Regions from separate parts of the Mus musculus genome. Here region 2 is linked to region 1. Evidence: chromatin loops called from intact Hi-C (ENCODE). Cell type or tissue: left cerebral cortex. All regions are shown on one strand. Links, peaks and the distances in the headings refer to the core of each region. The heading gives the core; the rest is flanking DNA. Region 1 holds the start of Lix1 (limb and CNS expressed 1). Region 2 overlaps Gm41537 (a long non-coding RNA gene).

Evidence for each region. A loop is a pair of places that touch in the nucleus more often than their neighbours do. Peaks named below come from ENCODE experiments on the same cell type or tissue, not always from the same donor. Only the 100,000 strongest peaks of a DNase experiment are listed, where the experiment ranks them.
Region 2: it touches region 1 in a loop (2.9-fold over the local background); 2 of 42 quality-filtered maps call a loop at or near these places.

What each region holds. Positions count from the first base shown.
Region 1 is chr17:17,393,111-17,409,471 of GRCm38, reverse strand. Lix1 (limb and CNS expressed 1) reads right to left here and starts at 6,786. Exons shown (of 6, transcript NM_025681.2): 1 at 6,446-6,786. The coding sequence starts at 6,527. It overlaps Riok2 (RIO kinase 2), which reads right to left. Exons shown (of 10, transcript NM_025934.2): 10 at 14,573-16,017. The coding sequence ends at 15,853. It overlaps Gm26873 (a long non-coding RNA gene), which reads left to right and starts at 12,779. Exons shown (of 2, transcript XR_003952270.1): 1 at 12,779-14,389; 2 at 15,283-15,623. In left cerebral cortex, for the core only: a CTCF peak has its summit at 6,790; DNase peaks (open chromatin) are centred at 4,372, 6,289 and 6,788; H3K4me3 peaks cover 3,055 bases; H3K27ac peaks cover 2,358 bases.
Region 2 is chr17:17,492,367-17,508,727 of GRCm38, reverse strand. Gm41537 (a long non-coding RNA gene) reads right to left here. Exons shown (of 3, transcript XR_876645.1): 2 at 15,230-15,321. It also overlaps the pseudogene Gm5232. Among named protein-coding and RNA genes, the nearest start is that of Gm41537, 9.1 kb to the right of the region's middle. In left cerebral cortex, for the core only: no CTCF peak of the experiment used is centred there; DNase peaks (open chromatin) are centred at 9,230 and 9,670; H3K27ac peaks cover 531 bases.

The DNA of each region.
Region 1 (16,361 bases), core at 3,684-8,683:
GAAAAGTTAAATAGCATTTATGTTTCATATATAACTGCACGGACACAGGGAGAAGAGAGAAGTATGGAGGAACAAAAGGAAACTGCAAAGGCCAATTAAACTGTATGTATCACACTTAAACAGCAGCAGCAGCTGCTGCTGCATGGTAGAGTTCACATGTGGGTTTTACATTGTAGCATGGGCCAGATGATGTCATCCCATTTAAAAATCTGTGTAGATGTGACCTATTTACCAACCAGGGGTATTTATCTTCCCCCACGCTCTACTGGGCACTGACATTGCACTGTATGTCGGACCCCTGGAGGGAGTGCTATTGTGACATAACTAGCTGAAGCTATTTCTTCACACAATTTAGTTTTATAAAAATGGTCAAATCTGTAAAAATACGGTCTTAGGTATATAATGTATTTCCCTGGAAATAATGATTTAAAGAATGCTTTTTAGTATCTGCTACAGGGCCAGTGTGTAAGACGCAGGTAGAATTGGGCTATAGAAGAATGTCCTAGTGACCCTTAACTGGAGTCATACTCAGGATGATTGTAGGGATGAATTCTGATACTGTGGAGTGTTTCCGGAGGCTAGCCTGAGGCAGCTTCCTGGCTGGAGGCTAGTCTGAGGCAGCTTCCTGGCTGGAGGCTAGCCTGAGGCAGCTTCCTGGCTGAATTGCCTGAAGTGGCTTTTTGTCTATAAGGTTGCTTCTTTCATGTTTCCCCCACCCCACACCTATTTTTATGTTAACTTATTCCTAAATGTAGTTATTCTCTGACAATTGTGCCAACTGAGGAAGGCTTAGAATAGAGCTGAGACGTTTATTTCATCATTAAGGAGAATACTTGGTGGTGGGAAAACTCCTCCCCTTTCACAGGGGAGAAAAATTAGCCAATTAATAGTTTAAACATGTCTGCCATATACCTTCCAGGTACTTGGAACTGTAGAACGCTTCTGCCATGTGACAAAAATACAAAGTCTGTCTCTGCCCTGAGATTTACAACTAAGTTATGGACAAAACCACGCTGGGGAAATTATAACAGGTAGTTGAGAAGCATGGTGAAGAAATGCAGATGGACAAGCATAGGCCACAAATACCAACAGAGGGGTGGGTTAGTGATGGGTTCTCACAGCTGCTCAACAGGATGAAATCGAAGTAGGGATCAACTGATTATCACCGCATTAGAGGACAAAAATAAAGCCAACCAACGATTAAAGCCATAACATTCCATTGACTCCGAGAGACAATGGGGAGAACTGCAGGATGAGTCACTGTCTCCTCTCTTAACTTTCAATAGGATTCTTTTTCTTTTAAAATGGAATTGTTTTAAATACCTCTTCAGACTAAACTGACATGGGCATTTGAACATGGAGGAAAAGAAATAAAAGCCTTTGGGGTTAAAACTTGAATATGAAATATATTAAATAAAAATTCCATTATGAAAGGCTTCTAAAGTTGTCTAACATTTCTTAAATCAATCTGTAGCACGTAATCAGTAAAACCATATCATTTAAACAGAAAGATCATAACTTAGAACCTCACCCTTGGGCAGCTGTATCCTATTACAGGCTGTAACTTAGCACATGAGTTTCAGAAGTTGTTAAAATTGAGTTCAAGCTAACAAATCTCAACTGTTGGATAAAATAAAATTAAAAAAAAAAACCCCTCTGGTGAGATGGGCAGCAGCCTATGAAAAGGCTTCATGGGATAAGAGTCTATCATATTTTATTTTGACCTTTTAAATGTATTTATATATGAGGGAAAAGGTATTAAAACAGATATGGCCTTTAAGTGAGTGAGTTACTTAAGTTACTCCCCTCTTTAAAAGACTTTGAAATATTTTCTCCTTAGGCTGTCTTTCAATATTTAAACTGTCAAATGAGCATTTGCTGATAAAAGATAAAGAGAACATCCTTTATACCGCTAATAGCTGAGCTGAAGTTTGCATTTTATCAGTCTAAATTCAAATAAAAGTCACTGTGTCCTGTTATAAATAAAATAAAATTGGCATTTGAGCAGGCTTCCATAAAACATGCGTTTCTAGTTTAATACTAAAAGTATCAACATTTACTCTATTGCAATTAAGATGGAATTCTGAACTAAAATGGAGTTCCTTCAAGGGCAGTTTATATGGTGGAATACACTGTAGCAGCGTGTGCAGGGATTTTTACATTTCTTACATCCACCCCCTCTGTGAATGTGAAAACTATAAATGTATCATCAAATTTATAGATTTCAAGTAACTACACTAAAGAGAATGGGGCAGAAAAAAAAATACTTTCCTGGAGAGAATTTTTCTTCTCCCAGGCTATACACTGCCAGATTCATGATTACTAAGCTGTTTTTAATAGCCTTGTAGTCTGGTCTGAGTTTTCTAAAGGGTAGAAATGTGCTCTTTGAAGTTAAGTATTCACCTATCTGATATACATAAAACCTTCCATGCAGAGAAATGTTTTTCAAATAAAAAAAGTCAATGCACCTCAAATATGTGAGAAATTTGCATCTAACTGAGCTACATTTAGCAAAGACGCCATCTTGCTTTTTCATCATAGTGTGGAAAAAAAAAATCAGTGAAATCTAACATGTAACTTTATAAAGCTAACCCTTCACCCGCTAACTCTTGAAGCTGAAATGACAATCGAGATAGCTTCTAAACTATCTTTTGGATAAAGTTGTTTTGATTTGGTTTTCAGTTCGTGCAAGTAACTTCTTCCCAGAGACATATTTACCATTTACTAACCTTACACCTTTCCTGATTTGACCAGTTGGTTTCCTACTGATAAAAGCTACAGTTCTTCCTAGTATTGCTATCAGTACACATACCTCCAGCAGATGCCATCTAGGCTTTGTCCCAGGACACATAAAGCCATAAACTCCTGCATAGTTTAAGGTCATACCTAAATCCAGTACCTGGGTGTCAGCAAGATTGAACCTGCTTCTCCTAGTCAGCTCCCATTCAATCTGTGCTCCCTGGCCTTTGGCAAAGTGGTTTCTTCTCCTCTAAAAATGCCCCCACCTCTACACTTCTGTCATACTCTGTTCAGTGACAACTACTTATTAGGCTCTCCCACCTCTCAGAAAAGCTCATTTCTCTCCATTCTCTGCTTTCGCTTACAGCCCTGATAATATGGTAACTGGCAGCTCTAAGAAGCAGTGTCATGCAGTGAGTGACTAAAGGTAAAGGGTTGGAAGACAGCATTTGTGTCTAGCCTTCAACCCCGACTATGGTGGGACTTGGTCAATTTGCTTCTATTCCTTCACTTATAGCAACAGTACACACAGAACTATCTATATTTACTGGCTTACTATGAAGAATAAATGTTTCTGGCATAGAATCTGTCATACAATAAGAATTTATCATCCTAGTTTCTATAAAATGAATGAAGAAACACTCTACAGATTAGATAGGTAACTACCTTATCCTTTGGTAATGGGAAAAATTAGTGCCTGGGTTAAGATCTGCTCTACAGCCATCTTGAAATCATGCAATAGTTTCTTTTGAGAAAACCCCTTGGCATGGTCAAACAGTAGCAAACAAATAGCAAGTGCATGCTCCACAAAAGAGGACAGGGGCTGCTCTTAAGACAGCTCACCCTTGCTTGTGACTCATGACCCACAGAATGAAACTGGATGGCAGAGAGCTCAGAGTGGAAGGCAGCATGGACATATGCCATAATCTCTCTGCACACACACTCTGCTTGGCCCCGTGGAGCTATCCAGTGCTGCCTGTGGCAGAGATGCTCCTGTTGTGGAGATCAGCTTCATGCAGCCTTCAGAAGCAAAGTTCATACTGGGAGCCCACCTCATCCCAAACTTCTTTCATTTGAATGTCCACTAGGAAGTAAAGAAAAATGCTGTGGGATTTCTTTCCTTTTAAAAAAAAGAAAAAAAGAAAAAAAAGAAAATAATACCATTAAAAACACAGTTATTGTAGATGAACAACTTATCTAAACTATAACAGACTGGACATACTGTAAAATGCCATCTGAAGGCTGAGCCATGAATTCAACATTACTTCCTTAAGCGAATGTAACCGTTCCCACATGGTTCTGCCTCAGACCAGAAAACTCTTAGAGTGCTTTTCCTAATCAACTTGAAGAGAAAATTTACCCACTGTTGCTTGTTTGTAAGCAAATCAAAAGCCAACCGAGGGCGATGAATGTCTCAGGAGGCCAATTTTTGCTCTCTGTACTGTGTGTCTAAAGAGTAAAGGAAACCCCACTTTGCATTCACAGAAGAGAAGTTTAGAAACAGGCGGCAGTTTCTTTTTTATGCTCCTTTGTTCACTTGAGTTGTGTTTTATAATTTCTCTAAGTCCCTTTTCATCTTCCAGGAAAGCAAGGAAGCAATTCTTTTTATGTGTTCCTCCTGGCAGAGACTAGGTGGGTGGCGGCAGGGGAGGAGCCTTGAATGGGCTAGGAGGACAGGAAGAAGACTTTTAAGAACTGCCATTAAGGCTGGTGGCAGCTTTTTAGGTTGCCAGCAGGAGGGCCGTGGCAGCAATTTAAATTCGTGCCAAAGTAACAAAGTTCATGAGCCAGGCTGACATGTGTAGCACCCACAGTTGGCAGTGTATGGCTTGATCCTCAAGCAGACATCTGATGTCCTGACTCAGAAAGCAAACCCATTTCTAAGATTGGTAGACATTTGCCCTTTAGCTTATATCATTCAGTCATTGTATTTCCAGGTTAGAAAAGCTGGAAAGGAAAGGATCTAACATTCTCGTATTCACACTCACTGGACAGAGCAGCGGCAGAGCAAGTGGTTCATTCCAGAGTAAGTCCACAATGACACATACTAATGTTGGGATTTTTGTTGTTAATGAACGAAATATATGAAATGTGACACAGTTTTTCCATATGGGAAAAAAAACATTCTGTGTGGCTTACAAGGGTCTCAGAAGAAAACAACAGCAAAAAATAAATAGCGTTCTTGCAAAAATTTTGGTGACAGACATTGTCCCTTTAACAACTCATAGTTTCTCTTCTAAACTGTATGCAATTGGAAGAAATTAGTTCAGCTTAAGAACTGGACCATACAACGTCATATTTGAACTTTTCTTTCCATTTCCTTTTATTTCTTCTGCTCTCCAAATTCTAGGTCTAAGTTCTTACAATTTATCCAAAGCTTTGGACATGCCAAAGCCTTTCACCCTTCACTAAGATTTGAATGCATTGAAGGAGAAAGACATTCTTTCCTTCTCTTTCACTGGGAGAAACATAGCAAGCCAGAATAGACGCCAGGCTAAGCTTGAAGATGGAGTGACTTTTATTATTTCTAACATAGCTATTGACAAATGCTTGAAGGCAACATTTTTTTTTTTAAACTGAGAAAGAAAGTAGCTTTCATTTTATGCCTTAGAGGACAGATTGGTTACAATTTAATTTCTAAGAGGGAAGTTTTATAGAATAAAGAGGCCAGACATTTCTTTCTCTCTCTGTCTCTCTCTCTCTCTTTCTCTCTCTGCTTTTTTTTCATCACACATATGAGAAATACAAGCTTCAGGGACATCTGGAAAGGGGCATTATTCACTAATCAGAAAGCAGAATCCAAACCACTGATACTTTGATGGAGACACACATCACTAGAGTCACAAGAAAGGAAGCTGTAACGTATTGCAGGCTAAAAACATTCCATATGCATTTTCACCTTTTGGGCAGATCCAAAGAGCAATTCTATTCCAGAAGCCCTTTGTAATCTGACACCCACTGTAGATAAGATACACTATGAAGATAGTCTGTTTTGCAGCAGCGAGAAATCAAATTGGTTCCAGAAGCGAACTTATATGACAAATGGTTTAATAGTATTGCTGGAATTGTAAAGATTGGCTGAATTATTTTTCATAATCATTTTAGAAAAAGATTTAAAAATAACTTTGCCATGCCATGTGGGGGTGGGGGTGGGGATGTCGGGAATGAGGCTGAAGTTAGAAGGCATCACATTTTATTGGCATTATAATTTGCTATTAAAATTTAGGAGCTCAGTGGTTAAAATTAAATTTTGTTTGCTACAATACTTTTAGATAAAACAATACCTGATTTAATGTGTCTAGTTATGGTGTGAAAGATTAAATAGATGAACAACGAGCAGTGCATTTTTTAATTATCATTTCCAAGTTATTTTTAGTTTTCATTGAGTTCCACTCAGCTTTGTTTTATTTAAAAAGCATCTGGAAAAGATCATTAAGACTTGGCAGGTTTTAGACTTTAGAAAAAGTCATCTACACAGTACTGTCTTGGCAAAACAGCCCAGAGTCTTGTGGGCGTAGGTAAAAGGAAAGCCTTCTCCTGGCTGAAGTCGGGAACAATTTAAATATTGCTTAGCCCACAGAACACGACTACAAAGATCTAGCAGAAATCGTAGTTAAACAAGATGTGACTAGACACTTAGGACTATTTTCTAAAAAGTCAGGGGGGGAAAAAAGGTTTTTTTTTTTTTTTTTCCTTCAGTACTTACAGTCTTTGAAGACCAAAGCCGGGTCTCTGTGAGGCAAGGCTTGGGCAATGATGTGCCTCAGAGATTCCAAGGTTCTGTCCATCTCGAGTCTGCCTGTGCAAGCCTCCTGCACAGTCTCCTCATGCCTGAATTCTTGCAGCTCTGGACTGAATTTGTGCAGCTCATTGATGCAGTGGATTACTAAAGAATCCCTTTTAACATCTGCCAATCAGACATTTCCCAGAATCTAAAGACCCTCAGGGCCCTCCTCTCAGGCTCACTTATCTTTGTTGTATGCTGAGCTAATTAGCCTGAAAGGCTGGCTGACAGGCTGGTTCCCATGGCTTCGTTCTGTTAAACACACCCACCTACAGGCAGGCTGGGGAAGCTCAGTCATCATGAGAACAGATTTCTTCTCCAACCAGATTTTGCCTGGATGCTGTGCTGCCTTCCCATTTGGGCATTTCTTTCAGCCTTCCTTCTTTAAATGTGCTGCCCCCGGAATAGGTACTCAAGAAGGCATCGTCCTGCAGGTTCCTAAATTACAAGGGGAAGGCTTGGGACTGCCATCATTGAATAACCACTACAACCAACAATCTAAATTCCCCTTTGGGAAAGAGGAACTATAAAGATTACGATTAGAGTGAGATAATGCATTATTTCTGAAATCAGAATCCTCCCTGCAATGACAGTCACTTCTGGTGAGCAGTAGCAAGCAATCCCTAGTGAACTCTTTTATACTTTGCCTGACCATATTTCTTTTTCTGTTACCCTCCAAGACAAATCGTTCCCAAGATTGACTTTAATTAATCCTGATATCATTCTCTCATAATTTATTCTGTTAAAAATTTAATGGTGAGATCTGGAGAAATGGCTCAGGGTGTCAGGACTCTTGTGAAAGCAAGAGAACTTAGTTCAAATTCCTGGCATGTAAGTGAAAGCAGGACATGGTTGCATATACATGGCTGCATGTACAGGTAACATTAGGGTCCGGAAGCTGAGACAGGTGGCTCCCAGGACATGTCTACCAGTCAATTTGGCAAAAATGGGTAGCTTCATATTCTCTGAAAGATGCTGTTTCAAAAACTAAGGTGGAGAGTGATAGAAGCTATCTACTATCATTCTCTGGAATGCTCTTACATACACACCTGCATAGACTACAGACACTACAACTACCACCACCACACCACCAGCCCACCACCACCACCAGCAACACCAAAAACAACAGCAGCAACAACAGTGACAAGAATTTCTATCGACTAAGAGCAAAAAGCAATACCTTTAAAAGAAAAGTTTAATAGAAAGTTATTAAAAGAACTCAGCAAATGAGACTCTTTCCTATCTCTACAGATCCGTACACATGTGTAAAATAACACTTTGACAAGAGACAAACATGTCATGTGATCACATATCACACTTCAGGAATATGTAATATCAGAAACAAACGAACCAACTTTACTAGCTGTATGCTCTTGTTGTTGAGGCGCTGTGAAGGACTTTGCTGCTTCATTTGAAGTTTTTTTTTTTTTTTTACACAGAACTCACAGATTGTTGTCTCATGTTCCTTCCAATCTTCACATTCCATTATTGTGAAACTAATTCTTTAAAGACTATATAAATAGAATGTCTTTCATGTGATCAATTTCTTCAGCTAGTTGTAGAAGGGTGGGCTTAATAAAAAACAGAGAAGGAAAAAGTAGCAGTGATAATAAATGCTATTATAATGATTATTCCTTGACAAATACCCACAGGAAATTTAGGCCACCCAGAGAAGAAATTCAGGATTGTCACATAGACAAAATGAAATGATACATAGATCTATTTATAGTTCATATATATGCTTGAACCTCATGTGAAGAGACTTACTTTGGGTCACAAAGTATGCTATATATGCCTTGCATCAAATTGTGAGCAGCAGGCATGAATGCTCACATGTGTGTTTGTGTGTGTGTGTGTTGCTGAAGACCAAACCCAGAGACTTGTACAGGCTTGGCAATTTATCTATCATTGAGCAATAACTTCAGGCCAGAAAAAAGTTACTGTCTGTAGTCTAAGAATTTTATTTTATTTATTTGTTTGTTTGTTTTTCGAGACAGGGTTTCTCTGTGTAGCCCTGGCTGTCCTGGAACTCACTTTGTAGACCAGGCTGGCCTCGAACTCAGAAATCCACCTGCCTCTGCCTCCCAAGTGCCCGGCATCCAAGAATTTTAAATTCATTTTTTTTTATTTTGTGAAAAGAGGTTCTTAGTTTCAAAAATAATCTGGATGACTGGTGGATGACAAAAAATTCTGTTACACAAGAGATTAGACACATAGTACCTATGTAAGTGCTTTGAGAGTAACATAGTATTAGAAACCAAGACAATGTTCTCATTATAGAGCCAGGACAAATAACAAAGTTATTTTTCAATTTTTTCAAAAGAGTGATACTCATAATAGGAAACAGAAAATGATTGATGCCTGAAGTCTGATCAGTGAATGGGCTTTTCCTGTAAATTAAAATTGAATGTAATAATTGTCTAACACATTTTGTTTTACTTTATGTGTACTGGTGTTTTGCCTGCATATGTATCTGTATCACATATGTACCTGGTGTCTGTGGATGCTGGGACTTAAACCTGGATACTCTGGAAAAGCAGCCATCACTTGAGACTCAATTTCTAATCTTAAAAATAGCGTGGTAGGAGGAACAATAAGTGTGGGTTTAATAAGGCCTAGGATTATATTTTTGTCATCTAACCGTGACAAGCCATTCATCTTTGAGTTTACAATTTTCATCCATAAAACCAGGGAGCGAATCTGAATGTTCCCTTTAAGTTCTAAAGCCCATGATTCTGTGGTTAAACACAAATATGAGCACAGAGTTTCTAGACATGTAGAAAGTCACAGATTCATTTCATAAATGCTAGACTGATATTTAGAAAGTCGCTTCTAGTCCCATTCAACCTAACCATTCATTTGTAGTAAACATAACCAATATCAATATGATAAATTCAAAGATGTTCACTGCCAAAGCCACAAAGGAATTTGAAAGAAAACTATGAGTATCTTCACAAGACCTTCAGAGCAAATTTATGATTTCATAGCCTTTTATGATTCTCATTTAATAAATGAAAACAATAAAGACAGATTACACAACATCACAATTAGCATTGTTTCACCATTAAGTTCAATCTTTCAATTAAGTCTTTCTAAGCCTCTGCTTACATATTCTTTAAATATCCATAAACATTTCTTGGGTCTACTGGGTGGTGGTGTTACATGCCTTTAATCCCAGCACTTGGGAGGCAGAGGCAGGCAGATCTCTGAGTTCGGGGCCAGCCTGGTGTACAAAGTGTGTTCTAGAATGGCCAGGGCTACACAGAGAAACCCTGTCTTGAAAAAAATCAAATATATAAATATCTATATGGAAATGAGATAATAGACTACAGTACAGAAAATGATCTTCTAACACTGTGAGAGTACTAATTTAAAGGATGAGAAATGGTATCCAACTGACATGCTCATCCTTTGGAAACTTGGCACCTAAGAGGGTGCCGTCAGTGAAAGAGGACGCGCATTCCCAGCTTCCAGAGGGATGTATGGAACACACGAAAAGAGCTTTGCTCATTTCCCAGTAGCATGCTTATTGCAAAATAGCAACTCACTATACGTTTATAAGAATGGTATGGGGGCTACCAATTGGAATTTAGAAACCACAGAGTGTACCAAAGTGTCACCATTAGTTAAAAATGAAAAAGAAAACTTCTCCTCATGCCAACAGCGTGCTATACTCTGGAGAAGGTGGCCAACCTTGTCAAGGCAGCTTTAAAGGATAGGGCTGTAGTCATAGTAGCCTCAACTAACATACACTCTTTTTAAAAAATATTATTCCTATTGTGTGTGAGAGTAACTGGTAAAGTGAGGTGCACTTTCCATGCCTTGGAGTGCATGTGAGGACCAAAGAAGCTTTGGGGAGCTGAGTCTGTCCCTTACCGGGGTTTTGCTGATCCAACCACGGCAGCCAGGCTTGTACACCAAGCACCTTTGCTCAGTGAGCCATCTCAGTGACCACTGACATATTTTACTCCTAGTGAATCAGATGACAGGAAAGGAGGGAAGGGGGACCCTGAGGGAGAGCTGAGAACATATCCTCTTTGAAATAATGACTCACTTCCCTTGATGCTAAAGTCTATGACAAGACAGAGGAAATCAAGAGGAAGCAGAGGTATGGAGTTAAAGTGTTAAGACAAAGAGTTTACAGGCACTGACAGACAGAGTCCAATGAAGATGGGCAGGGTGAACTGGACAGGCGAAATGAGGAACTGGCAAAAGAGGTCAAAGTCACTGATCAGTACTATTGCCCAGGAAGGGTGGGAGGAGAAAGGAGACTCAGAAGTTGATGTTGTTGATGTTTAGCGTCACCTCAGATAGAAAGAAGCTAGAAAAGAGAATAAGTGGCTTTTAAGCATCCACTTTAATAATTAAAAGAAGTGAATGTACAGCTCAGAGCTTATTGTCTGTTGGGAGGAGACCAATGTGGTGTTTGGATAAAGGCTTTTATAAGAGACAGCTGCATACTGAGATTTGTCTGTGGAGAGGCTACTGAACTCCGGCATTGTTTGAGTCACTCCTCAAATGAAGAGGATGGGTCTTCTACAGAGTGTGCTGGGGGCTGAGACACCATTTTTAAAAGTCATATTTCTGGGGGGTATGGTTGTGCAGAACACTTAAATTTTGCAAAAAATAATTAATAAATCACACACACACACACACATATATATATATATATACATACATATATATATGGGGAGAGAGAGAGAGAGGTAGAAAAGAGACACAGAGAGACTAGAAGAAAAAGTATCAGCTTAAAACAAAGTGGAAATGTTTATTGGTTACAAACAAATGATTTAAGTATGAGATTAGCTGATGATACAAGGTTCCAGCAACCAGTCATTTCACAGCTTCATCTATTTTAGATGAGGTTTCCTGTAAAGGTTGCATCAGCAGCAGACACTTAATTCAGTTCCGGCTACTTATGGATATGCTTACATTAAGATAAAAGCCTCATGCCCTTCCATTTCACACTGTAAATTATAATTTCCACGTGCTTCCTAGGCTGTCACGATCAGAGGACTGCACTTAGCAAGCATTCTGCTGACAAAGAACTATGCCTTTTCAAAATTTGCTTGAAGGATAGGAAACAGCACACAAAGGAGCCCCATTTTCCTACAAGTTGTAAATCAGAGAACGCCCAAAGTACAAAACCGCAAAGTCTTCTACTCCTCTTAAAAAAATACTTGGGTAGCCTTGAGCTCAAGGACAGTGTGTCCCTCATCCACAAACTCCAAGAATGTGCTCAGAGAGAATTTATCTATTGAGATGGATTTTCTTGAACATGTAAAGGAAAGAAAGACTGTGTTTCTTAAAATGTTAGGTATGGCAGGATAGACCCCAAAATCTGGTTAGGTGAACTGTCTCCTTAGCAATTCTTAGTGCCTGTAAGGTAAGATAGGTGCAGTGCCCAGTGACTCTACAGAGACCCCAATCAGGTACACACTCCATGCACCCCAATGCGGCTGTCCTGTGATTCACTTTGCTATCACTTCATCAGCTCCATCTTGTCATCAATGCTTTCCCAACCTTACTCATTCTGTGACTTGAGGCTAGAGAGTTGACATTTAAAGCTGTTTGCTTACAGCTACAATTAAAATGAGGTTATAGTGAATCTCGGTAACTCTAGTACGATAGAATAGGCCCTGTTCCACAATGTTTCTGCCGTGTAAATTTCAGTCCAAATTCCTTTCAAATCATTTTAACATTGACAAGTATCCCTGAGTCCCACCTATAATCTCTAAAATCAAGTAACTGTGCTGCTCAAAACCAAGCTGCTTTTCCCTTATGCAGTATTGTCCCCATTCCACTGAAGTCATCTGTGACTTGCTCTCTTTTGATTACAGCAAATCACACTACACTTCTGTCTCCCAAATTTTCTGCATGACTTCCTCTTTTACATCCTGTCTTTCTCAGTCTGTCTATTTAACCAAATCCCTCTCCCACAGAGTACTTTCCCCAGGAACACTTCCTTGCACTCGTTGTTCATCTGCATCAGTTTGGTACCAGGCTTTTTCTCCTAAGGTTGGTCAGCTTACTCATAATTTGTCTGAGATGATGTGCCAACTACAAATTATTATCTTAAAAACCCATGTACTTTCCCCTGGTAGCTTTACACTACCAAGGTTTTGGAAAACAGATCTAGGAATAACATAATTTTTTTTACCTCTTAATCGAGGTTACATAGAATTATAGTAGTGTTTAAATAGTCACTTTCTTTTATTAAAAAAAGGGGGGGGAGGCATATATTATGATACTCATGTCAAGCAACAAATTTGTATTATGATGTATACTTAAGAAAGTGCATTGATACTAATTTGTTATGTAATGTGTGTGTGTGTGTGTGTGTGTGTGTGTGTGTGTTGTAAGCTAAAGGTCAACACTGTCTTCCTTTGTTGCCTTTCACCTTACTGAGAGCTCCTCTTGGTGAAATGGAAGCTTGCTGTTTTGGCTAACCTGGCTGGCCCGCCTGAACCAGAGACTTACCTCCTTCTGAATCCTCAGCACGGCAGCACTGATTCACAGACACGCAACAGTGCTTGCCTTCTCCTATACAAGGGTGCTAAGGATTGACATTTAGGTCCTCATGCTTGAACAGCTAGCATTTTAACCTACGAACCAACTCCTTCCTCTGTCTAATTTTAAACAATTTAACATGTTTTAATGGTATTACTATCTATACTTTACAATATTGAGGTAAAAGACTTAAGGACGCTAGTTTTTTAAGTTCCTGGGCTTTGGAACTATCCCCATACTCCTGGTTATCACACAGCTCTGAGGTCCTCTAGATACTTTTTTTTTTTTTTTTTGGTTTTTTCGAGACAGGGTTTCTCTGTGTAGCCCGGGCTGTCCTGGAACTCACTCTGTAGACCAGGCTGGCCTCGAACTCAGAAATCTGCCTGCCTCTGCCTCCCAAGTGCTGGGATTAAAGGCGTGCGCCACCACGCCTGGCTAGATACTGACTTTTAACCTCCAACGGTGTTAATTCAGTTGTGCTAAGACAATATTACATATTGCAAACCAATGGCAAATTAAGATGTAGCTTAATGCTCTACATTCTGAGGTACAGAGGACATGGATAATGGGCTTCTGCCTATCCTGGAGGTGGCTGCTAAACTTGGAGATAGCAGCAGAGATATTAATTGGGTAGCTATTTGTCAGAAATTTTACCAAGTACGCGACGAAAAAGAATAGTTATTTTAAGTTGCACTCACCCTATGATTAATACCCTCTAAATATTCTATGGTTCTGGAGTTCAAAGCCAGCTGCATGTTGAATAGATCAGTGGCTACCAATACCAGGTTAGCACAAATATAAGTTACATGTTGCATAGAAAAAAGCTTGTTTAATGGGAACGAAGTCAACTATTAAAGAAAGTGGAAAGCAAAGCTTCTCACAGAGATGTTTTGGTTTGGGTGGACACTGACCTTGGGCTTCAACCATGCTAACCCAGTGTAAATCATAATACTAGAAAGGATCACAGCTTGCGTTTAATGAAATAGAAAAGATGGTTAGTCTAGTTAATTTTCTTTAGTAGCTTTAAGGGGTATATTAGTAATTTTAGCCTAATAAATCCACACCATATTTGAAAGTACATTAATCTTTCTTTGCGTTTTTTTGTTTGTTTGTTTGTTTTGTTTTGTTTTTTTGGAGACAGGGTTTGTGTAATCTTGGCTCTCCTGGAACTCACTCTCCAGACCAGGATGACCTCAAACTCCAATCTACCTGCTGATTGCCACCATGCCTGGCTATGTTTTTATTTACTTACCAGACAGGGTCTTTCTACATAGCTCTGGCTGTCCTCAAAGTGTGTAGACCAGGCTGCTTCCTGAGTGCTTGGAATTAAAGGAAGGCACCACCACCCCGGCTCTGGTAAGGGTTTTGTGATACAAAAGTAAATGAAAATACACTCTACCACTGTGTTACGTGTCCAGTCCTTTTCACAAATCCTCTTCCATCTAGTCTTCACAACTCTGATAGACACTATCACAAACCATATAAATCAAATAGAAACAAGCTTCTTATGTAGCAGTAGTGAAGTAAAGCCAAGAAAAATGAGGTCAAACACTTTTATTCCCAATCTGCTTTGGACATAAGAAAAACGTATTACAAAATAAACATTCTGTGGTCTTATTAAACTATCTTCAACATCAGTTTATGTTATAGAAACACTTTTAGCAGAGTATAAAAAATGAGTATCTGAGCTTAAACTACATTTTAAAACAGGGCTATATCAACACTTCCAAAAATCAGTCTAATTTTCAAAGAAACTGCACTTGACATATTCATATATCCAAACATTTAAATGCGCTTAGATAGTGATCAGTTACAAATAGTCAGAATGAATTTTGCTAAGGTAAAAGGGAAGCTGGTGTTTTTATCATGTCACTGCTGGCAAACACTGCCATCTGGTGGTCACTTCTTGCTGAAGACGATCTTCTATTCGAGATCTGCTCAGGGAAGCTGAAGGGACAGTGCTTGTATACTTACACTCACTTCCACTGACTGAATTAGAATGCGCTTGAGGGATGAATCACACCAGAGTGTTGTTCTAGAGACTTGTTAACACTGAGGTAGGAACACATCCTGGAGTCATGCATTCTCTCTCTCTCTCTCTCTCTCTCTCTCTCTCTCTCTCTCTCTCTCTCTCTCCCTCCCTCCCTCCCTCCCTCCCTCCCTCCCCCCACTTCTGCTGAAACCTGGGGAAAGCTGACAACTGCAAAAATACTGGTAGGAACCTAAACTTCCTTTTCCCACGACCACAGGGCCAATGAGAACGGCACCAAAAGACCCGCTGCTGCTCGTCTACCCATTACTGATTCATCTCCACTCCAGAAGTCTAAAGAAACAGAAGACGATCAGTTTCACTCCAATGGTCAAATAACTGTGTACTGACTGTCTCAGGTGATCCTAAAGCCAACTCACCAATGTAGTAAAAGCCCAAGTGTGACCGACTGAAGGAGAAAAGAGAGAACTACAGATTGCATTAAGTTGTTCTATTATTTATTACATGTAAATCCAGAATCTGAGGCAAGTCATTTTTCTACCTGTTTAAGGCAGAGTCTGAACATCACAGTGAAATAAAAATGATGTCCATGTTTTGCAATTACTGCCAATGAAGTTTTTTTCACACGTTATTTTATATTTAAATTAGTTACCTGAAAAATTTTAAGAAACAGAGTGCTTGGCAGATTTACTATTAATCAGACCTTGGAAGCTCTGAGTCTAAAGAGGCTTTATTTCCATAATTTACTGGCTTTGGTCCAAAAAAGACCAATATACTGGCTAAAAATAAAATTATAGCATCTAAAAAAATAATACATATCAGAAATCTATTAGTCTCCCCAAAAGCTGGCTGCTTCCAAACTCGATTTAATATTCTGCATGTTTTCCCTCCGCTGCTTGGTAAACACATTGGCTTCTCCTTTCTGCAGCCGGCGTCTGGCAGCCGCCTTCTGCTGCCTTGTCAGCTGACGCTTCACCTTCTGCTTCACCAGTTCCTGCAAAGATCTTGTGAATTAGTATCACTGACAACCATCTTGATAAGGAGCAGAGAAATCATTATCAAATTATTATCCAAGATTTACACTGGTAGTATCTTTCAAATTTACATGTTAAAGATGAATTTTAAGAATCCTAAGGACACTATATGAACTAGTAGATAAAACAGGAGAAGCTGTTGAAAGTTTTTAAAATTTATATTCTTCCCAGAAATACAGATTATACAGCAAAAGTGGTCAGTTTAAATTATCAACTGCTAGAGTGCCACCTAGTGACCATTATGAACAATGAGTTGGGGGGAAAAACCCGTCTTGGTAAAACACATGATTTTGTAATTATTTGC
Region 2 (16,361 bases), core at 7,244-12,243, 96 kb before region 1:
TTTGACATAAATTACATGAATCACAAGTCTCAAGTTTTATTTCCTTTCATTCCCCTCTTCTTCTACTAAGTAGTTCTAATCTTAGAATTTCAGAAGTATGTGGAGAATAGAAATCATACTTTTTTTATAAGAACAAAAACAGAATAAGAAGGGATAGTGAACAGAACTAAGCAGGGACCCTTTTAGTGAGGCTTGAGGGTCTGGGCATGATGTAGGTGTACATGGATTAGATCTCTGGCTGCAACTGGTGAGATGTCTTTTGTGGTACCTGGCTCATTCCCTGTAGCCAATTGTGACCAGCCTTCTTTTTGCACCACCTGTAAGCCTTTTAACTTAGCATACAGATTATTATTACAACAACATGTAGGTTTAAACACATCATTTAAGACAGTGATGAACATGGGAGCCCCATAAAGGATCTTAAAAAGAGTAAGGCTGAATCAAAAGGAAGTATTTCTAGTTCTAAATAGGGCATGGGGAAGGAGCACCAAGTCTGTACCAGTCTCTTTTAGAATTTTATTAATCTGTTTTACCTGTCCTGAGCTTTGGAGTCTGTATGCACAATGTAACTTCTAACTAATCTTTAATATCTTGGCCAGTCCCTGATTTACCTGGGCAACAAAGCAGGTTCATTACCTCGGGAAGATTTCTTTTAGGATCTTCTTGGCTATCACATTTGTCGTCTCAGTTCTTTAATTGTGAGGCTACTGCCATCAGTGTACCAGCTCTTCTGCCAGAATGTCAGTGCAGTGATGAGTAGGTGAAGTCTCAGGCAGTAGGGTAGTGAGATTGAGGACAGCAGGTGGAGCGAAGGTCACTCATTCAGTCAACAAAAAGCTTTGATGTGTCACAGGAGCGTTGGTCGTCATCCATCAGTCAGGGAGCTTTCAGATAATGCTTTTAAGAGTGTGGGATGCCACTACAGTTATTTGCTGTCCCAGAGTGAGCTTATTAGCATCCTTGACAAGCAGAGCTATGGCAGCAATAGCTTACAGGCAAGAAAACCACCCGCTGGCAACAGGGTGTAACTTCTTGGATAGGTAAGCCACTGGCCTTTTTTAAAGTCCCAAAGTCTGAGAAAGGACTCTTCTGGTGACACCTGCTCTTTTACATAGAGACTTTTTGGTGATATGGGGTCCACAAAACATCTCCCCTTCCTTGGTTAGGGGGTACAACAGGGCAGCTAAGGTCGCCAACCCAGGTATCTAGAGTCTGTAGAAGCCAGCAGTACTCAAGAATTCTCTTACTTGCTTTGGTGTAGTTGGGGTGGGGATCTGAGTTACAGTCTTTTTTCTGGCTTTCTTTAGCCACTACTTCCCGTCTCGAAGGATGTATCTCAAATAAGTAACTTTAATCTGACACAGCTGAGCCTTTTTAGCTGAGGCTCGGTCTTCTGTTGCCCAGATTTCTTGTCTAGATCTTGTCTTTTTCTCTCCTATCACTGTGGCCAAGATTCTAGTCAAATTTCTCTTTTGTCTATGATCCCTCCTGTCCTTTTTTTTTTTTTTTTTTTTGCCTCTTGCCTCTCGCCTCTCTCTCTCTTTTCGTAATACACCTTCTCTGCCTCTTACTGGTTTTACTCTAAATATTTCTTATTTGGGGTATCTCCCTCATCTCGGACCTCTCTAATCTCTGTTATTTCTATTTTTCACTGTCTCTCCCGAGTCTGCTGAAGCTTTTGCTCTTCCTTACAGTCTAAGCTCACCTTTTTCTAGACCTCTATACAAATTTGTCAGAGCTTGGTGATTAGACTTGCAGGTGCTCCTTACCTGAGAAAGAAGTTTTAAGTAGACAGATGTCTCCCTCACTGGTTAGCAGCTTAGGGTGGGGCCTCTCTAGAAGAGAAAACACGTGGGGCAGGGAAGGGAAGGTAGCTCTCACAGCTGGCTGCGCCAGGCCAACTCAGGGAGCAGGGGAAGGCAGCGAACTCTAGTCGACCCTAGGAAGCCAGGAGGGGCCAGCGCGGGCCCTGTGGGCCTCACCCCTCTTTTTCTTCTTGCCCGTCCCATAGGCAGTGAATCCGTGGTGGTGGTGGGGTGGGCATCCCGGGGGAAACCTCTGCATCGGGTGTTCCCCCCTTGGTCACGGTTTCCCACGTGGCCAGTATGCGCTGCTGCCGCCTAAGCCGGAAGGTCTCATTCCAGTCCTGCGGCTGTGTGCAGCCAGTTTTTCTTAACTATCACTGACAAATTCTGTCTTAACGTCAGTTCAAGTCCGCAGTCGGCACTACACACACAGTCTGTCCTATGACGAAAACCACAAACAAAAACAAGACAGCAACACAAAAACAAGACAGCAACAGAAAATAAAAGACACCAGTATCTAAGCACACTTGTTCCTCACTCTGCCAGATGTGAAACCAAGGCACGAGGTGGGACTCGAACCCACGATCTCGCAACCCTAAAACCAAGGCACGAGGTGGGACTCGAACCCACGATCTCGTAACCCTAAAACCAAGGCACGAGGTGGGACTCGAACCCACGATCTCGCAACCCTAAAACCAAGGCACGAGGTGGGACTCGAACCCACGATCTCGCAACCCTAAAACCAAGGCACGAGGTGGGACTTGTACCTACGATCTTGTAACCCTAAAACCAAGGCACGAGGTGGGACTTGAACCCACAATCTCGCAACCCTAAAACCAAGGCAGGAGGTGGGACTCGAACCCACGATCTCGCAACCCTAAAACCAAGGCACGAGGTGGGACTTGAACCTACGATCTTGTAACCCTAAAACCAAGGCACGAGGTGGGACTTGAACCCACAATCTCGCAACCCTAAAACCAAGGCACGAGGTGGGACTCGAACCCACGATCTCATAACCCTAAAACCAAGGCAGGAGGTGGGACTCGAACCCACGATCTCGCAACCCTAAAACCAAGGCACGAGGTGGGACTTGAACCTACGATCTTGTAACCCTAAAACCAAGGCACGAGGTGGGACTTGAACCCACAATCTCGCAACCCTAAAACCAAGGCACGAGGTGGGACTCGAACCCACGATCTCATAACCCTAAAACCAAGGCAGGAGGTGGGACTCGAACCCACGATCTCACCACCCTAAAACCAAGGCACGAGGTGGGACTTGAACCTACGATCTTGTAACCCTAAAACCAAGGCACGAGGTGGGACTTGAACCCACAATCTCGCAACCCTAAAACCAAGGCACGAGGTGGGACTCGAACCCACGATCTCATAACCCTAAAACCAAGGCAGGAGGTGGGACTCGAACCCACGATCTCACAACCCTAAAACCAAGGCACGAGGTGGGACTTGAACCTACGATCTTGTAACCCTAAAACCAAGGCACGAGGTGGGACTTGAACCCACAATCTCGCAACCCTAAAACCAAGGCACGAGGTGGGACTCGAACCCACAATCTCATAACCCTAAAACCAAGGCACGAGGTGGGACTCGAACCCACGATCTCGCAACCCTAAAACCAAGGCAGGAGGTGGGACTCAAACCCACGATCTCGTAACCAGAAAACCAAGGCACGAGGTGGGACTTGAACCCACGATCTCATAACCCTAAAACCAAGGCACGAGGTGGGACTCGAACCCACGATCTCGCAACCCTAAAACCAAGGCACGAGGTGGGACTCGAACCCACGATCTCGTAACTGGAAAACCAAGGCACAAACAAATTCACAAACCGAGACACAGATTTACAAACCAAGACACAAATTCACAATCTCAGAACTGAAAAACCAAGACACAAATTCAGTGGTGCCACACTTAGACAACAGACAACATGTAAGACACACACAAACAAACGTACCTCCAAGGGGTCTTTCGGGGTTCCTGGGTGTCACGCAGATCTCGGTGGGACCTCCAAATGAAAGAACCTAGTGGGGAAACCTCCACTCAATTCTCGATTTGGCGCGCACCCAGGAATCACGAACAGAGGACCATCTTGATGTAAAAGCATGAGGTAGTTTAATGACGGAGCTCTGGGCCGACATGTATCTCCCACAGGAGACAGAGGTGTTGACCACATGGTGGAGCCATAATGGCGGAGCTCCGGTTCGAAACATATCTCACACAGGAGACAGTGGTTTTGACCCCGACGCTTGGAAGCTAGGGGTTTTTATAGAAAAGGGGTGGGGCTGGTGGAGGAATTGGCGCGGTTTCACATGATTGGTCCATTTAAACATTAACAGACTGTCAGAAGGGCGGGAGATAGGGAGGCACTAGGCCAGTCAGGACATGTAACGACGGGCCTGCCCGGGCATGTCCTGGCCTGTTCTGCTATGTTCTCAGCCCCAGGTTTCAAAGCTCACAAACAACTCTTTGGGATATTTGACATAAATTACATGAATCACATGTCTCAAGTTTTATTTCCTTTCATTAGCAATGGTGTTCCTTCACTAGTTCGGCTCACATCTTAATTGTGCAAGTAATTTGCCATTATATAACCATCTGCTTCAAAAATGAATAGAAATAAGTACATTGTAAGTACTTTGTGGTCCACTATGCAGAACATTTAAAATATGCAGACCTTTACTATTACCACATGTTTTTGAAAAATAAAATGACTACGAGAATGTTTTGGTGTCACTAACTAATTCTAAAGCACATGTAGCTTTATCTACCAGTGATTTTACACTATCAGCAAAAACATCAACATAGTTACAATTAGGAAAATGCTAGGAAAATTGTACTGAGTCAGAATTTCCCTGAAAGAACATTTTGTGCTGTCTTATTTTCTTTTCCTGTTGCTGTAATAAAATATCTTGTCAAACACAGTGCAAGGGAGAAAGCATTTATTTTAGTTCACAGTTTAAGGGTGCAGTCCACTGTGGTGAGGGAAATAAAGGAAGCATTAACTTAAAGCAACAGATCATAATACATCAACAATCAATATGCACAGAGCAATGAACTTTTGTTCTTAGCTCTCTTTATATGTAGTTCAGAATCCCATCTAAAGGAATGGTCCACCCACATTGAATGAGTTTTCCTGCTACAATTATCTTAAATGAGATAATACCACTACATGCATGCCTAGAAGCTAACCTAGATAATTCTTCAGAGGTGTGTCAGGAAGATTATCTTCAGATTCTAGGTCTCTTATAGTTGACAATCAAGATTAACCATCTTTATTCAAGCACTTGGGAGGCAGAGACAGGTGGGTCTCTGAGTTCAAGGCCAGCCTGGTCTACAGAGTGAGTTCCAGGGCAGCCAGGGCTACACAGAGAAACCCTGTCTCAGAAAGAAAGAAAGAAAGAAAGAAAGAAAGAAAGAAAGAAAGAAAGAGAGAGAGAGAGAGAGAGAGAGAGAGAAAGAGAGAAAGAGAGAAAGAGAGAAAGAGAGAAAGAGAGAAAGAGAAAGAGAGAAAGAGAGAAAGAAGAAAGAGAAAGAGAGAAAGAGAGAGAGAAGAAAGAGAAAGAGAGAAAGAGAGAAAGAGAGACGGAGGGAGGAAGGGAGGGAGGGAGAGAGGGAGGGAGGGAGGGAGGGAGGGAGGGAGGGAGGGAGGGAGGGGGAGAGGGAGAGGGAGGGAGGGAGGGAGGGAGAGAGAGAGAAAGAGAGAGAGAAAGAGAGAGAGAGAAAGAAAGAAAGAAAGAAAGAAAGAAAGAAAGAAAGAAAGAAAGAAAGATTAACCATTATTAAGTATGCACAAAGATCCACATACCACTTCTCCATTAGGAAAAAATATAAATACCTGATGCTTATTGTGATCAAATACATGGAAATAAAGGTAGATTCATAAAGGGAGACAAATGAAGATAGACGAGGAGTCAGCGAGGGTCATCTCAGGACACCCAGCAATCTCACTATTTTCCTTATCCCTTTCCCCTGATTGTGAACAATCGCCTTTGTTGGGAACCTCTGAATAATATGCTAGGTTATGTCTGTAGATTATGATTCACTGAATTGTGGGTGGGGTTTGTGTCTGCCTCAGTAAAGACTGATTACAGCAGACCTAAAATCCAGGTGTGGGGGAAACCAGCAAATTTGTGATGACCCAATGAAGTTCACTAAATATTGTGTCGTGATATTAATGTCATGACACTTAATTCAAGGGGACTATAGAGTATAAACTTATGGAGTTAATTTATAAGGTACCTTGAGGCAATGCATGAAAAGAATGCTGTTTTACCTGAGACCTTCCTTACGTCAGCTTTAAAAGCCCCACATTCCAGGAACTCCATCACAGGCCAATGGACAAGTCAATCATTGAGTAGAAGAACCACAATACAACAGCCGTCTACATCTATCAGAAATAGGCACATAGAGCTGATGCGTGCAAGCAGAACTGTAAGCTTACAAGGGCAACGTTAGAGCCAGCCGGACCATCTACCTTGGTTTCTGATGCTTCTCTATCCCTTCATCTACCTACTCATTTGCCCACTTGTACAAAAGCGTATTGAACATTGTCTTAGTGCCCGGAAACCTTGTAGACTAGGGAGACCTTTAAGGCCTGAGGGTACTTCTCACTTTTCCCAATACCTATTGCCCTTCGAATAAGCCTCATTTTTCATTGAGTGGGTCTTTATTCTTTATAATCATGCCATGTCTTAATAAAAAATAATTTCTCTATTTAGATAATAGAATGCTCAGGAAATATGACTTGAAAGTTTCACACCCTTTTGAATCAGTGCATAAAGAACTCTTACCTATGGCTTATACTCTGTAGCACATGTCAACTAGTGCCCTCCTGGGTGGGACCTGCTTCGGAACAGAGATGGCTGTGTATCTTAATGGGTGAGAACAGCATAATTAGGTAGTCAGTATGGATGAGAAAGAGTTCCCTAAGGAAGTCTAGGTGTGCCTACTGAACCACCTTTTTTCAAACCTTTTTTAGTCTGACCTAGAGAAAGGCAGACTAGAATTATGTCAGATACTGTCATGGGTTGCTCTTCAGCAGTGAAGATGTACACATATTGTCTTTTAATTTGCATAATTTTTACAAATGATTAAAAAAAAACACTTTTGTGCCAGGTGGTGGTGGCTCATGTCTTTAATCCCAGCACTCAGGAGGCAGAACAAGTGGGTCTCTGTGTTCAAGGCTAGCCTCATCTACAAAGTAAGTTCCAGGATAGCCAGAAATACACAGAGAAACCCTGTCTCAAAAACAAACCAAAAACCAAAAGAAAGAAAGAAAGAAAGAAAGAAAGAAAGAAAGAAAGAAAGAAAGAAAGAAAGAAAGAAAGGAAGGAAGGAAGGAAGGAAGGAAGGAAGAAAGAAACCTCAACCCAAAACAAAACAACAACAAAAAACCATGTTTTGAAGATGCCAGAGCACACACATAATAAAACAGATGACAAGTTAAACATTCAAATTATTGCCTGGGGGAAAGGAAGCCAACAGAGGGAGAAAAGTGGGGAAAGAAACAAAGAAAGAAAAGGAAGTTGTATTGACTGGCATGAAACTATAAAACAGATTAACTAATAGAATTTTGATTTTTTTAAAATTTGTTTTACCTCCCAGCTCAAAATACAAAGAAACATACTTAGCCGTAACGACCATTTCATAGTTATTTGCCTACACTATATGGAGTATTTTTCTAATCTTTTTCTTTCCTTTTATTTCTGTTTTATTTTGTTAAATGTGTGTAGAAGTCAGAGGACAATTTGCAGGAGTCAGTTTCTTCTTTCCATGATATGGATACCAAGGATTGCTCTCAGGTCCTCAGACTTAGCCACAGATGCCTTTAATCGCTGAGTTATCTTTGGTGACCCCTCTCCTTTTTTTCTTTTTTGAAAGAAAGGTGATTTTATTAAAAAGAAAAACAACAAAAAGGGAGACGGGACCAGAGCACAGGTTAGTCCATCCAGAGCATAGGTTAGTCCATCTGGGCCTTCAGCGTCCTGGTAGTGATCTTGTCTTTTTCAATGATATGGCCAATAACACCCAGGCCTGATACAGCATCCGAGTCCACAGCATTCAGCATGGCCTGAGAAATAGTTTCAAACAGGTGTTCTGGATCCATGTCAGGCTCCCAGAGAGATTTACACATTCCATACATTTGTTCTGAGCAGACAACACTGACTAAGAAGTCATCGGTCACCATGGGCCAGCCAATGAGGTCCAGAGAGCAAATGAAGGGCTTCAGGTCCAAGCCAGCAACGACAGGCTCTGTGTAGTAGGGACCAAACTGTTTCTCATACAAGAGGTTGACCACCATGTTCATCTCATGCTTGATCTGCCAACCTCCTTCAACTCATACAGGTTCAATCGGAACTTGAGTCACTGGGCAACTGTCTGGACGTCAGTGGCCAGGCCGGCCAGGCCTATGTAGAAGAGCCTGTCACCCATGGAAAGATCTTCTGGAAGTCTGTGATCACCATCTGGGCCTGGATCCTAAAACGCTTGTCTACAGCGATGGCCACACAGTTCTTTCCCTTCATTGCCATGCCAGCCCCTCCACTAAAGGACATACTAGACATGAGTTGCCTGCAAACTGGCTCTCCCCTATTCTTTTATTTAGTGCTTACAACCCAATAAATGTAAGTGTTATTTTCATAGTGTCACAGGATACATATAAACGGAAATTTCTATACCTCTTTTCAGGAAAAAAGTGCATTCCTAGGTAGTAGTGAGAGACCAAACCTTTTGGGTCCATACTTCATCTTAGAGAACCTGACTACTTAAGGTTGAACTGGAGTTAAGTAATAGACTGGTACCTAGCACCAGTTTCTGGGTTATACTCCCACCCCCACCCCAAACAAGACTTGAGTCTAGCACCAGTTTCCAGGTTATTCCCCAACAAGTCTGTACCTTCGGGTTACAAGCCTGCCCCTGACACTTCACTTCACTTAACAGCCACACTTGGTGGCTCTTAAGCCGCCAAGCAGGAGGAAAACAGAAGCTAAGTTTATGGTTTGGCCCCCAGCACCAGCCAATTATGTTAAAGGCCATAATGACACCCCCCCCCCCAATCAGATGTGTGCCTCTATAAATGCTTGCCTAAAGCTAGGCTCAAGGATCCACTTCCCTGCTATGTCAAGGTTGGCTGGGATCCCAAGCTCAGAGCTTGAATAAAAAGACCCTAATGCGATCGCATCGGAATCGGCACCTTCGTGGTCTTTTGGGGTACACTAACATTTCCTGGCACAACAGTAGTTCTTCCTGCTAAACCAGTTTGTCAGATACTCCAAAATCAATTATGCACATAAATGTTCACAGGGAAGGAGCCAAACTGTGTCACTTTGCTATTTTATGTAGGTAGATTTTGGGCTCGACTCTTTTTCCTTTCCTGGAGCTGGAGATTGGACTCAGGGCTTCAGACATCCTAAGTACATGCTGCGCCACTGAGCCTTCTCATTTCTATTTCTGACTGAGATTTGGCACTACTCTGTGATAAGCAAACAGTTCCCTAAAGATATGCACGTGCTTATCCCAGAAACTGTTACTTTCTTACCTAACATAGCAAAGCAGAATTGAGTTTGCAGATGGAATTAAGGCTGTTAATCTGCTGACCTGAAAACAAGGAGATTACCTTGGATTTTCCTGTTGGTCCCACTGAAACCACAATATCCTCAGAAGCAGATAGAAATTTAAGGATTTTATGAATGTACCACTGAAACCCATGGTTCTTTGCTACAAATGCAAAAGTAATATGCACAATTTATCTGTGAGTATAATTAGAAAAGTTGAATATAATCACATGCTACAGAGCTTTACTGCAATTCCTAACACCGAGAAAGGAGCTCAAAGCTCCAGGAAGTTATTACTAATGCCAAGTAGTGTTGCTTGGCAACAAAGGAAAAAAAAAAAAAGCACTAACCAATTTCAGATGCAGCCAGCTGGAGTCAACCTTTTCCAGACCTGTCTCAATACAAATTCCTAATGTTTTTCATCTTTAACTAAGTCCAGAGATAATTCAAATGATATGTAAATATCACTATCACCATTCATGGCAAGTTCTCAAATGTGAGAATTTATAGGTGGCAAGAAGTAGAGAAATACTGGCTTCAGAGAATTCTTTCCATAACAATTATATCTAAATCAATAGGTATTGGTATCTTTTGGACCATAGGTCCATTTGAGACTTTCTGGAGAAATACAGAGATAGACCTATAAACATTTTGTTGCATTTTAAGGGTTTTCCAGGATCTGTGTTTATAGGCTCATACTGTAACCACTTAGATTGATATATTTTTTAATGTTGTGTTTTATTTTAGTGAGGAATAAAATTCAAAAGATTCATGTGGAATAAGATTCATGTGGAATTAACATTAGAAATGGCCTTAGGTTTCTATTGCTGTAATAAAGACCAAGACCAAAAGCAAGTTGGAGAGGAAGGGGTTATTTTATCTGGTGGCTCTCAGTGAGGGAAGTCAAGGCAGAAACTCAGAGCAGGAACCTGGAGGCAGGAACTGAAGCAAAAACCACGAAGGAGTGTTGCTTACTGCCTTGCTCTCCTATACTTGCTCAGCCTGCTTTCTTTCTTTCTTCCTTCCTTTCTTTCTTTCTTTCTTTTTTTTTTTTATCCCAACTGCTTTCAGGTGATTTCTTTTTTTTTTTCTTTCTGTAATTACATATTCTTTCCCCACAGTGTCAGAGTTGGATTGTTTCTGTGAGGCAAGAAAGAAAAATCGAGTTCCTGTCAATCCCAAAATGATGCCTCAGAAAAGAGAATTACATTGACCCCTCAGGACTTCTTTCTTTTCTATGACTTTTCCTTTTCTTTCTTTCTTTCTTTCTTTCTTTCTTTCTTTCTTTCTTCCTTCCTTCCTTTCTTTCTTTCTTTCTTTCTTTCTTTCTTTTATAACTTCTTTTCCTTTTTTATTAGATACTTTCTTCATTTACATTTCAAATGTTATCCCCAAAGCCCCCTATACCCTCCCCCCGCCCTGTCCCCCAACCCACCCACTCCTGCTTCCTGGCCCTGGCATTCCCCTGTATTGGGGCATGTGATCTTCACAAGACCAAGGGCCTCTCCTCCCATTGATGGCGGACTAGGCCATCCTAGTCTGCCATCAATGGGAGGAGCGTGTGCCCTTATTACCAGTTGGAACATCTTCTGGGTAAATGCCCAGGAGAGGAATTGCTGGATCTTCTGGTAGTACTATGTCCAATTTTCTGAGGAACTGCCAGACTGATTTCCAGAGTGGTTGTACCAGCTTGCAATCCCACCAACAATGGAGGAGTGTCAAAAAGACCACCAACAGATTAGGAAAGGATCTTTACCAATCCTAAATCAGATAGGGGACTAATATCCAGTATATATATATATATATATATATATATATATAACTCAAGAAGATAGACTCCAAAAAAATCAAATAACCCCAATTAAAAATGGGGTACAGAGCTAAACAAAGAATTCTCAACTGAGGAATACCGAATGGCTGAGAAGCACATGAAAAAATGTTCAACATCCTTAATCATCAGGGAAATGCAAATCAAAACAACCCTGAGATTCCACCTCACACCAGTCAGAATGGATAAGATCAAAAATTCAGGTGACAGCAGATGCTGTCGAGGATGTGGAGAAAAAGGGACACTCAGCCTGCTTTCTTATACAACTCAGAACCAATGTCCAGAGATGGCACCATTCATAGTGCCTCCAGTTAATCTAATGGAAACATCTTCTCAATTGAGGTTCCTCTTCCCAGATAACTCTAGCTTGTGTCAAGATGACTGTGGAGGGTTGGTAGAACCAATGAAAACAAAAAGAACTATTTTCAGTTAATCACGAGGAACTAGATTTTCTTTGAAGGGCTGATGATATTTGTTATCAATAAGATCTAACTTTACTGCTTCACTGGGTAAAGATCTGAACTCTGAAACCCAGTAACTGTGAGTGTTTCTAGGAGAGATTTTATGAGCCCCACTCCCTTGAACTATTGCCATGCACTCCGGTCGAGTCAGCTTGACAGGCGGAGAGGCCTGGAAGCCACTCACGAGGCAGAGAGTTTCACGGAAACTCACCTCCTGGAGCCTGGCATTCTCTTTAACTCATATACTCAAACCCCATTCCCTCATTAGTCTGGTGTATGGATCCACGTGCTCTCTTTTAGTAGTATCTTATTATAAGTGCCTTTTAAGATTGAATTCTGACATAGCTAAGCCTTCACCAGTGTTCCAACGTCCTAGAAAGTCCTTGAGCTGACCATGGGCTTGGAATTCAGTAAGAATGTTGCCTATTCAGTGACATTCAGAATTGCCTCTGGTATTACACTATCACTTTGAATAAAAGCTAAGTCACTGCCCTACACAGGAATTTACCATCTTCTAGGAAGAAAGAGGTTTGAGACCTAAAGAGGAACCAAAATAGATACTTAGAACTATAGATAGCTGAGTTACACCCATACACACATATTTACAATGGCCTAGGAGGAAGGTGGACTATACAATAGACTAAAATAGGAACTATGGCAAGGGCACAAAGCCCTTGACCCTAGCTTCTAAGATTAAGTAAATCTTAAGTGGAGCTCTTTTTGATCCCAGTTGTTAACAATGAATTCTATCCCAGGTGGTTCCTGTTAGACCTTCTGTGTTTGTATTCCTCTGTTTTGTGTAAGAATCCAGTAACCTCTTTGTACCTTGCGGGTGTGTCACCCAACTTCCCTATTTTCTTCTGTATAAAAAGTTTGGTGCTCGATTTGACAAATTACATTCAGATTCTACACAACCTCTCCTGTGTGCATCTGTCTGTCATTCCATCCAACACTTTGCCCACCTGCGACTAGAGACCCATTCCACGCAGACAAAGGGGCCCAGAGGGTCTGCAGCAAACTATCACTTTCAATGGAAGCATCTTCAAAAAGTTAAATGTGAAAAAAAAAATGGCCATGAATTCCTGAGGGGCAAGCCCCAGGAACACTAAGGAACTAAGGAAAAGAAATACTGTGGAGATTTTTTTTTCAATTTCTCTATACAATACTTACTTGAAGTTTTAAATTTTATTATCAAAGACACTTAAAAATTAAAATAAACACTGTGGTCATGTGGCAAGTGGTGGGGCACTGTGGTCTTTACTGCAGTTTTCTCAGCTCTGAGACACCACCTCATAGGGCTTTCAATACAGAGTGCTTAGCAGACCTTGATGGACTACATTCAGCAGCTGATATGATTACAACTGTTGTGATATGATTCCCAGACTCCCAGATTGTTTACTGTAATCGCTCCTTAGCCTTTTGCCTAAATTCAACGGCTCAATTTTTATGTTTGATTTGACTTTGGAGGTAGCTTAAATCTCTACCCAATTCCCTATTTTACAGGATAAACAAAGACCAGATTATGTTATCTGTTTTATCCAAGGCTAAAAGTAATGCTCAGGAAAAGACTACAATCTTATTGTACTTGCTTAAGAAAAAATTTCTTTCTCCAGTCCAATGCAGTCATTTGCAAAACACTCCTAGACCTAAGGCTTGGGTGACACTGCAGAGGAGGGGACAGAATGATTGTAAAAAACAGAGGACCAGAGAAATCGCTGTGAGATGTGTCTGCTAGTAATATCAAAGCTACATCCAGGGCTGGTGAGATGGCTCAGTGGGTAAGAGCACCCGACTGCTCTTCCAAAGGTCCAAAGTTCAAATCCCAGCAACCACATGGTGGCTCACAACCATCCGCAACAAGATCTGACTCCCTCTTCTGGAGTGTCTGAAGACAGCTACAGTGTACTCATATATTAATAAAATAAATCTTTAAAAAAAAAAAACAAAAAAAAAAAAAACAAAAAAAAAAAGCTACATCCATAAAGTCTTGTCAACATGACTACCTAAACATGAGCTGAGCAAGGATGACCCCAGTAGACATGCCAAAGTGGATGGCGGAAAGCCCATGAGACTTCAACCCTACACAAAGAACTACAGGCAACCAAGGAATGCTGAGAGTAAGAGAAATTAAGCACATCAATTGTTAGCCAATACCAAATAGTCAGCCCTGAAAACATACATATGAACAACATTATGCAGATGGAGAAGTTTATATTTAGGAATATATGTGTATATGCATATGCATATGCCCATGTAATAGCAATTAATAAAAAGGATGCCATGAATTTGAAAAAGAGTAGGCGAGGCATATATGGGACAGTTTAGAGGGAGAAAGGAGAAGGGAAAATATAATTACAATCTCAAAAAAAATCTAAAAGAGAAGATTAAAAACAATTCCTTTCAGCTTCGTTGTGATAGCTCACTTCTTAACAAATCTGCAGCAGTTCTATGTTTCAGAAAAACAATGCTGTGTTCAAGAACATTAGAGGGTAGAATTAATATTTACTATGCCCATGAATGGAACCATTTTGTGGAAACCAAATAAGACCAGCAGGCCTTTTCTTGTTAATTTTCAATCTATGCATGTCAGGCTAGTCATAGAGTCACACAAGCTCAAGCTCAAGTGGAAAACCCTAGAAGAAAGGAATGTAAAGCAGATGGTTACAAAGATACTGAACACATGTAGGATGTATTCGAAGCCCTTCATCCTAACATGGAAGAAGCATGAAATGAAAGAGCATCACTTCACAGGCAGCAAAACAGGTAAAACAAATGCCCTCTCACTCTCTTCTGTGGTAGTTCATGCTGTACCGGTTGTCCTTCAGGGCAAGACATTGCTGGCTGTTTCTAGGATTAAGAAGCAGAGAGGGGGAAAGGATGCACTAGAGTGTATCTTGTAATTTAGACTGGGGGTAATCCTAAAGAGCTATGCATAAGGTAGAAGCTGGCCTTGCTAGAAGAAACAATATAGCCAAAAGCCCACGTCAAGGAGGTCTAGCCAGAGATGAGACAGGATGCACTAGGAAATCAGCAATGTGGGCTATTCCTGCAGAAGGTAAGTCATGACTGTGAGCTATTTTTATTCAGGAGGCTCGGGTATTCACTTCATAGCTACAGATATTAGAGAAGATAGAAATGTAGTTCTAAACTAATGGACTAAGACAGAATAACAGACCCTGCAGAGTGAAGGACAGTTCTCACCCTGACATCGATGTGCTATTGCAGGTACTAAACTATGACCTGGCTTAGCTAAGAAACATGAGGTAACAACACGTGGCCCTGAAGAGTGAGGAGTAAGAGGTATACCTTCATGTGTTCGGTTAGATAGGGGGATGCGTACTAAATTGGGTTTTTCAGGAGAAAATCATGCAAGGCTGACTGAGTTTCCAAGAAAATTCTGACCACTGGTAGATACTTAAGGCTGATTGTCTCAAGATCTGTAATGGCCCAAGGTATCTGCTAAAACTTTTAAATGTTTCCATCACTCAGACAGAATACCTAAGATAAACAACTTAAGAAGAAAAGATTTTGTTTTAGCTCAGGTTTGCAGAGATTTCACTCACAGTTTCAAGACTGTGTAGCTTTAGGACTATGGTTGAAGCAGATCATCACTGTAGGAATTCAAACCAGAGGTGGCTGCTGATTTCACGCCAGCCTGAAAGCAAAAGAAAGGCAGAGACCAGAGTCCTCGGTATACTTTTAAGAACATGTCCCCAATAACCTAACTTCCTTTCAAGAGATCCCTTCTCCTAAATGGTCCTCTCCCTTCCAGGCACATGGCCTTTGGGGGAATTTAACCAAACCACAAGCTGGTGGGAAGAAAGAGAGCGAGAAGACAGAGAACAGAGAAGCAAACAAATAAGTTTAAAACCAAGTGCTGAGACCAACATTTACAAAGGATTATGAAGTACTATATGTATCCAAAATAAGTAGTTATTATTTGTCAAGCTGCCTGAGGATCTTGAATTGTTTTGCATATGAGGAATTGAATTGGTTCTTAAATGCTGGCATAAATGGCTTCAGCTGGGAGTCAGTTGTGTAGACTAAGGATAGGCTAACGTTAGACTGAGACAGGAGCCACGCTATTTAAGAGGTATCTACAGGCAATCCTTGGTTCAGAGCTCCTCCGGATCTTTCTGTTGAGTGCTTGAAATTCCTGCCCCTACAAATAATTCTTCAAAATGATGGTCACATTGTCCCTTTAAGGAAATGTTCTACAAATACATATAAACTCTTTTAACTGGAGAGAAAGCGTTTGTGGACTAGTACTAACTACCTTAGCACATTAGTTCATTACTACTTTTAAAGCAGACCTCCGGGGGAAACTTTTATTTTTAATCAGGCTCCAAAAGAGAAGTGCACAGAATGATGGTTCTGAGGATTCCTTTTAGAAATCTCTTTTACTTATACACACTTCCCAGTCCTTGCAACACACATTAGTTATAAAGTGGTGTTGTGTAACTTATTCACTTAATAAGAAATTTACTATTTTTAATCACATCCTTCCTCCACCATCCTCTGGATGTCCAAGTCCTTTGCTTCAACACATTCATGTTAATTTGGTTTGGGAGAAATTAATAAATCTTAGCTGGAGCAGTGCATCTTAACACAAAACTACAGTTCACACGCCATCCTGAAGGCCAGGAGCTGCTCGTCTGTGGAGTGTCATGGCGGCTGCAGTGCAACCTGAGGAGC